Linked DNA regions of Mus musculus: all the other regions are linked to region 1. The links are chromatin loops, found by intact Hi-C in ENCODE. Cell type or tissue: left cerebral cortex. All regions are shown on one strand. Region 1 overlaps Pnpla5 (patatin-like phospholipase domain containing 5). Region 2 has its middle 4.5 kb from the start of Gm34201. Region 3 holds the start of Pnpla3 (patatin-like phospholipase domain containing 3).

Region 1 (2,500 bases):
TGTGTGTGTGTGTTTGTGTGTGTGTGTGTGTGTGTGTGTAGAGGGGGAGGAGCAGTAGCTAGACTGTATCCAAGACTGGCCTGAGTCCAAGGCTCTGTAGAGGCTGAGGTGGAGAGGAACCCGAGGTGCTGTCAGACCTGGGGTAGACTGAGGAGCTTTCACAGTCAGGACCTCTAAGGCTGCTCGGTCCACAGGTGTCTGCCCTGTCCTGCTCACCCCTCTTTCCTAAGCGTTTTCTGATTGCCAGAGCAAACTGTTTCCTGAGAGCATCTAATATGTGTGGGCACTGCTGTATGCTGCGGGGTTTTGCCAGGCTTGGGCACATCTGAAACACCTTACCTTCTCAGGGCTTATACCTACTGAGCCTACCTCCTGGGAAGGGATTGGGAAAGGGCCTATGTGAAATTCAACCAAGAGAATAAGGCAGGGAAGGAATGAAGCCTTTCTGACTTGATAGGTTTAGGGGGTAAGGAAAGTGGGGCCAAAGTTCTGAAGGAATATGGGTCTCCATACTGGAAGGCCTCAACTCCTTGTGTAGAGTCCTGGAGTCCCTCAGCGTAGCTCTGCCCACCCTTCCTGTCATGGCATCTGTCCCATCTGCTCCTGATGCTGAGGTCCAGATAGACTCATTCTCATCTTGGTGCCTTGTCCCCGACTCTAGGACAGTCTGACTCAGGAGGGCCCCTGTCTACTGGAACATAGGTGTTTGGTTGTCAGTGTGTACCTGAGGGGGTGTCACTTGCTGTGGGCTGATGCTCAGGGAGGCACTTCAGAGCTGTCCTGGTGTGTTCACCTGGACAAGGTGCTCAGCGAATCTCAGCTGTCACGAACCGCAGGCATTGGTGGGAAATTCACATCTCAAACATCGGAGCCAGGCCTGTGTCTGCTTCCCCCAGGGACAGGGGGAGCAATACTCTTCAGGGTTGTCAGGTCAGGAAGGCTCTGTGTGCCCTGGGAGCTACAGTACTTGCCCAGCCCTGCCCCTCCCAGCCTAGTTGGCCACGCTGGAACTCTCCTTGCCTGTCACCCTCTGCACGTGCCTGTGCGTGTTGCTGGCATAAGACCAGGGATGATGATGCAGACCAGAGATGAGGCTAAGCACGTTGCAACACAGGACAATGTGCACAGCCCTTTACAGCACAAGGCCAGCACAGGATAAGTCTGTAAGCGAAGCATCTCCCCCACCCCATCCTCCATCCCCCGGCCCCACCTTTGCCTAACATCAGCAAGACTTGTCAGGGCTTTTATTAGGAGATAGTGTCTGATGTGGGGAAAGAGAGCCTGACATTCCTCCTCAGAAGTGCATTTGTTTGGATCACCTCTGAAAACACTCTTTGGGAAAACACACAGAGGTTTTTGGTGGCACCTCCTTGCCAGACCTGGGGTATGTGTGTGTGAATTGGTACTGGTGTCTTGGTTCATAGATTAGACTTGCAGTCTCCAGGCAGCTAGGGCGCCCTCTGCAGGGAGAGGAAGGTGGCTTCAAGGATGCCTGCGCTCATGCGTTCTTTTGAGCACAAGAGAGCACGTGAGCACTGAGCGAGGGCTATGCTCTTCTCTTCCAGGCTCTGATCTGCACCTTGTATTTACCCTTATATTGTGGGGTGATCCCCCCGGCATTCAGAGGCCAGGTGAGTTTATCCAGGGGGGCCCCTGTCTGCATTCCACTCTGGGCTCCAGGCAGCTAGGACAAGGGCTTGTCCAGAGGTGGAGATAGGAATGAGGAGGCCACCCGATGTTAAAGCACCTACTGTGTGTCAAGCCTCCCCTTCCTAGAGAGCTAGAAAGCTCTAGCTAGAGAGCTCAGAAGCTAGGCTAGAGGAAGGAATGGACTTCCATTGATACGGGGAGAGTGAGGGGAAGATGGTGTGGGCTAATGCCTCTCTGCCTTCCAGCGCTTCATTGACGGGGCTCTGAGCAACAACCTGCCCTTCTCCGATTGCCCCACCACCATTACCGTCTCTCCTTTCAACGGGACAGTGGACATCTGTCCCCAGAACATATCACATAGTCTTTTTGAGCTAACTGCCTTCAATGCCAGTTTCCAGATCTCTACCAGGAACTTCTTTAGGGGGCTCAAATCTGTGTTCCCCCCCAAGCCTGAGGTAGGTCACCCTGCATGGTCCTTGCCTACGACCCATCAACTTCAGTTACTGCCCAGCCTCAAGTCACACAAGGCCTGGAGCAGAAACTTGACCCTCCTTCTGTCCCTTCCTGGGAGAGGCCTGGAGTCCAGCTGTGGTCCACACTCAACTGGCAGGCTCCATAAGCAGAGACAGTTAATTCCATTCCTTTTTTTGTTTGTTTTTTAAAAAGATTTATTATATATATATATATATATATATATATATATATATATATATATATAAATACACTGTCGCTGTCTTCAGACACACCAGAAGAGGGCATCAGGTCTCATTACAGATGGTTGTGAGCCACCATGTGGTTGCCAGGAATTGAACTCAGGACCTTCGGAAGAGCAGTCAGTGCTCTTAACCAC
Region 2 (2,500 bases), 510 kb before region 1:
GGTGGGTGTCAGTCAGCTGAGGGCCTTTGAAAACCTGAACTGAAATCACACACCACAAAAAGCCATTCTTTTGGGGGTGGGGGGCTCAGTATGGGTTTTTAGTACATTTATACTAACTGTAGAACTTTTTTTTTTTTTTTTGGAGTTTTTGAGACAGGGCTTCATGTAGCCCAGGCTATCCTTGAACTCACTGTGTAGCCAAGGATGACCTTGAACCGCTAAGACGACAGACGTATGCCACACTCATCTTAGATGCTACTAGGGATGGATAGGGATGGACCCCAGAACTTCATGCATGCATGCATGCTAAGAGAGTGCTTTACCAACTTAGCCACATACATCTTTTCATGTCTCTAGATATCAGAGGTGAAGAGTAACCTCCTTACCCCACCCTAACCTGGCTATCACTAACATGAGTTTTGCTTCTATGGAGTTGCTCACTCTGGACATGTCTGCTCTCTGGGGTCTGCTCCACTTGCATCCTTCCCTACCCGGGTCCTACTCTCTCTCTCCAGGATTCCTTGATCTCTATTGATTCCCTACTATGGGGGGGGCATAACTTGGTGCCTCTGGGTCTCCCGTAGGCTGCCGTGCTCTTGGGTTGTGCTCTGCAGGATCTGCACGCTTGCTTTTGACACTGAGCCTCAGGCTTGAGCTCTGCAAATAGCTCGTGATTGATGATCAAGCCACCTTGTGCAAAAACACCAACAGCCCATCTCGCCAGGGAGGTCATGAAGACCCAGGGAGGGGAATGGAGGTGAGTTAGAGTGGGAAGGTGTTGGGGCTGGGATTTGAACCGGTGTCTGACTGTGTCGCTTGTGTTTGAGCTGTCCTCTTCCAGCCCTCTTCTCCTAACTGTCGGCAGGTTGGAGAGGTGGCCAGAGGTCCATTTCCAAAAGTCAGTGTGGAGCATTGCCGAGAGCAGAGTGTGGGCTCTGCCACCATGTCTCCTGTCTATCTGTGTCGGAGACGGGTATGCATAATGGAACTAGTAGCCATGTTTGTGAATTCTGACTGGAGATCAGGATTGAGATGAGCCAGCCTCCAGACTCCCATAAGCCATCTTCGCTTCAGTTCTCACCCGTAGATGACCGGGCTGGAGCTGATCAGGGTGTGGAAGGCTCTCAGGAGTCCTGGCTTTAGATCCCTTGCCCCCTCAAGAGCTCATTTCACTTCCTCTAAGTCTCCTCAGTCACAGAATGACTGACAATAACTAATTAGAGAACAGCATGGGGGCGGGGAGGATGGCTCAGTGGTGGGAAACTCCTGAGGACTTTAACCCTGCCTGATACCTGCCCCTTCCTACCTAGAGAGCCCTATCACAGCACTGTTCTCGGTTTAGGTGTGCGTTGCCTTCCTTCGATCCGCCACTAGAGGGCACCAGTGCCCTGCAGATGCAGGTTTTGACACATGGCCTGTCGATCCAGTTCTCCAACCTCACTGCTTGGCCCAGCACTTTCCAAGACTTCAGCACAGAAAGGGTGCTTGCTCCGAGGCAAAGTTGGGGCACCATACTCTTGACCACACTCTGTATGGTCACCATTTGGGAAACTTCCTGCTGGGCCTGGTCTAGGGTTAGGCTGGGATGAGGTTTGCTTAGGGCCAGCCACCCAGGCTGTGGAAGCAGATAGGGAAGCTATGGATAAAGAATAAATGTTGTATATAGACTGGGGGATTTTTTTTCCCAGCCGCAAAGCAGAACAGAGTTAGGCTGCTAGCAAGAAAACACACACAACTGGAGATGATTGTGCCAAACACAAGTCCACTTCAGAAAGAAAGGTTGTGTGTTTTCTCCCGTTCATGGATCCAGGATTTTATTATGTAGATGTATAAGTACATAGGTATGGACGATGAGAGATAGCTGGGGGCAAACAGGACCAGTGGGCAGGGCGAGAAGCAGCTCTTTAGCGGGGTATGGCAGGATAAATTGTACTGAGTATATTACATACTGAAGTGAAAACCTGTTTACGGATCCCAGTGTAATGAAAGGAAAAAACGAGACAAAAAAATCAAAACACCCCCAGACCTGCAGACACCTTGATTTGTGTTTCTCGTCCCCAGCGCTGGCTGTGAGGAAATTCATTTCTGCTTAAGAAAATAAATAAATCGGGCGTGGTGGTGCATGCCTTTAATCCCAGCACTCGGGAGGCAGAGGCAGGTGGATTTCTGAGTTTGAGGCCAGCTTGATCTACAAAGTGAGTTCCAGGACAGCCAGGGCTATATAGAGAAACCCTGTCTCGAGAAACCAAAACCAAAAACAACAACAGCCGGGCGTGGTGCCGCACGCCTTTGATCCCAGCACTCGGGAGGCAGAGACAGGGGGATTTCTGAGTTCGAGGCCATCCTGGTCTACAAAGTGAGTTCCAGGACAGCCAGGGCTACACAGAGAAACCCTGCCTCGAAAAAACCAAACCAAACCAAACCAAACCAAAACAAAACAAAAACAAAAAACAAACAACAACAACAACAACAACAAAATCCAACAACAACAACAAAAAAA
Region 3 (2,500 bases), 47 kb before region 1:
TCTGCTCACCGATCCCATCCAATGGCAGAGCTCCGCTCATCAGCAGGGGCTTTCCCCTGCCTGCCAAAGTCTCTCCCTGCTGGCTGTGGCCAGCAGAGAGCAAAGAGTAAAGTGTTAAAGAGGCCCCAGATCAAAGAGGGTTGATGTGGGACATTGTCATGCAGCCTGGGGACCTTTGGGTGTCAGCAGTCCGCCCCCCCCCCCGTGGGCACTTAGCCAAGCCCTGCCCACAACCCCAAAAGCATCCGGCTATGACACTGGGAAGAGAAGGCATCACATCCTAGTAGTTTAGTGGGGGAGAGGAGAGTACTCGCCTCCTCTCGCTCATGGGTGCATGGGCAAATGTTTAATTAGGCCAAGATTCAAATGCCCTGAATGTCAGTGACATCGATCTGGGAAGGGCCGCTTATCTAGGCTAGTGAAGACAGGAGAGAGTGGAACTGGATCTGTCTGGGAACCCATTCCAGCTTCTAGGGAGTGTTCCAAATATTTCTCTAATCCACGTACCCCGCCCCCACCAGCCACCTCTAAAGGCAACCGGAGCATTGGACTGCCACTAAGGGTGTTCTAGTCTGGGTGCCTTCTGCCCTTCCTGGCGGCACCAGCCATGGGACACTAGCCAGAGCCACACAGGACAAACCTTCTGCGGCTCAGGGACCAGAGGACCCGGCAAACCTGCGTCGTTCCCTGCTGCTCAGGGATGACCCAGCTGACAGGACCAGGGCGCCAGAGCGGGTCAGGAAGAAGATGCTCGGAGCGCGTCTGCTCCAGCCGGCCCCGGGAAATCCCACGCCAGGTGACAGGCCCAGGGTCTCCAGCTGAGTGCTCAACGGCACCGGGAAGGATGAGAGCTCTCCGGACAGGTTTCTTCGGGCACCCCGGAAAGTGTTACCGATTCCCCAGGTGTAGCAACCCCTCCCCGCACGCGGGGCCTGGGTAGTGGCCGTGGACGCACCGAGAGGGAGACTGCACACGAAGGTGACCGCGTGCAGTGCACCGGCCGAGCAGCCAAAGAAAGTGCGCGCATCGCGGAGGAGGTGCGGGGCGCGCTCGCTCAGACATAGCGTAGCCCCGACGTGGTAGAAGCCCAGGAAGCCGCAGCCTGCAAACGACAGGCTCCAGCGGCGCTCTGGGTCATACATGGTGCTTGAAGCTCCGGGCGGCGCTGCAGTTCAGCTCTGCTCCCGGTGTTGCTGCTCTGAGCTTAAAGAGCCGCAGCCGCCTAAGCTGTCTTCGGGTGACGTCAGCTGAGGCCCCGCCCCACTAGGACCATGCAAATAAGCCAGTGGGAGGCCCAATGGGCGTACTGGACTCATGCCCCGCCCCATGTCCCTCCCGCGTGGGCTTTCCCAAATCCTAGGCTTGGATGCTTGCTGGGCAGAATGGCTCTTTGAATACCCTTTTCTTTCAGGTTCTGGATGGCACGCCGGTGGCACTCTCTCCTTTTCTTTATTACACGAGAGATGCTACCATCCACATGCTGTCTTTCCTTTATTTTCATGTAGGGTGTCTGTTTTTGCAGTTATTTATTTTGCTTTCTGTTCGTTTTTAATTCATGGAGAGAGGTTTTCTTCCTCCCTTCCTTCCTCCCTCCCTCCTTCCCTCCCTCCCTCCCTTCCTTCCTTCCTTCCTTCCTTCCTTCCTTCCTTCCTTCCTCTTAAAAAGATACTTAGGCTCCCCGCCCCCATGTTTATGAGTATTTTGTCTGCATGTATGTCTATGCACCATGGGTGTGCAGTGACCAAGGAGGCCATAAGAGGACGTTAAACCTCCTAGAACTGGAGTTGCAGAGGATTGTGAGCCATCGCGTGGATTCTTGGACTCCACTCTGGTGCTCTGTAAGAGTAGTTGTGGCCTCTACCGCTGAACCATCCTTTCAGCGCCTTGTTTAATTTTACAGTACTAAGAACTGAACCTCGGCCCTCCTGCATGCTAGGCAAAGGCTCTACCACTGAGCTGCCCTGGGTTCCTTTTTCTTTTAACCAGCTGCCTCCTTCAGTGACTCAGCCTGGACTTCAGCCTCTGGCCCCTTTGCCACAGCCTCCTAAGTAACTAAGACTACAGGAAGACAACACCAGGCAGGGAGGACCTGAAGTTTCCATGTACAAGTGTCACTTATAAATAAAATATGTGATTGGCCGGTGCCAATGAAGGCAGGAGTAAGGAAAGCTGGGAGCTAGATGGTTTGTGGTCCTGTCTGTGCCTCTTCTGACTACAAAGTATCTTTGACCAAGTATAGCAATACAATTTGTACACTACTCTTTTTTTTCTTTTTTTTTTTTTTTAGATTTATTTATTTATTTATTATATATAAGTACATTGTAGCTGTCTTTCAGACGCACCAGAAGAGGGCATCAGATCTCATTACGGGTGGTTGTGAGCCACCATGTGGTTGCTGGGATTTGAACTTCGGACCTTCGGAAGAGCAGTCGGTGCTCTTACCCACTGAGCCATCTCACCAGCCCCTGTACACTACTCTTTAATAGAATATTTTAGTTAA

What was found. Hi-C counts contacts between places; a loop is a spot of excess contacts. Peaks named below come from ENCODE experiments on the same cell type or tissue, not always from the same donor. Only the 100,000 strongest peaks of a DNase experiment are listed, where the experiment ranks them.
Region 2: it touches region 1 in a loop (4-fold over the local background); 17 of 42 quality-filtered maps call a loop at or near these places.
Region 3: a loop joins it to region 1, with 2.0 times the contacts of the local background. A loop is called at or near these places in 12 of 42 quality-filtered maps.

What each region holds. Positions count from the first base shown.
Region 1 is chr15:84,119,788-84,122,287 of GRCm38, reverse strand. Pnpla5 (patatin-like phospholipase domain containing 5) reads left to right here. Exons shown (of 10, transcript NM_029427.1): 3 at 1,566-1,631; 4 at 1,896-2,105. Among named protein-coding and RNA genes, the nearest start is that of Pnpla5, 2.1 kb to the left of the region's middle. In left cerebral cortex, a CTCF peak has its summit at 1,441 (motif pointing left); a DNase peak (open chromatin) is centred at 1,473.
Region 2 is chr15:84,630,645-84,633,144 of GRCm38, reverse strand. No RefSeq gene overlaps it. Among named protein-coding and RNA genes, the nearest start is that of Gm34201, 4.5 kb to the right of the region's middle. In left cerebral cortex, a CTCF peak has its summit at 1,360 (motif pointing right); a DNase peak (open chromatin) is centred at 1,373.
Region 3 is chr15:84,166,516-84,169,015 of GRCm38, reverse strand. Pnpla3 (patatin-like phospholipase domain containing 3) reads right to left here and starts at 1,200. Exons shown (of 8, transcript NM_054088.3): 1 at 956-1,200. The coding sequence starts at 1,142. Mir6392 (microRNA 6392) reads right to left here and starts at 746; the gene lies at 639-746. In left cerebral cortex, a CTCF peak has its summit at 1,156; DNase peaks (open chromatin) are centred at 2, 547, 796 and 1,244; H3K4me3 peaks cover 1,586 bases; H3K27ac peaks cover 1,048 bases.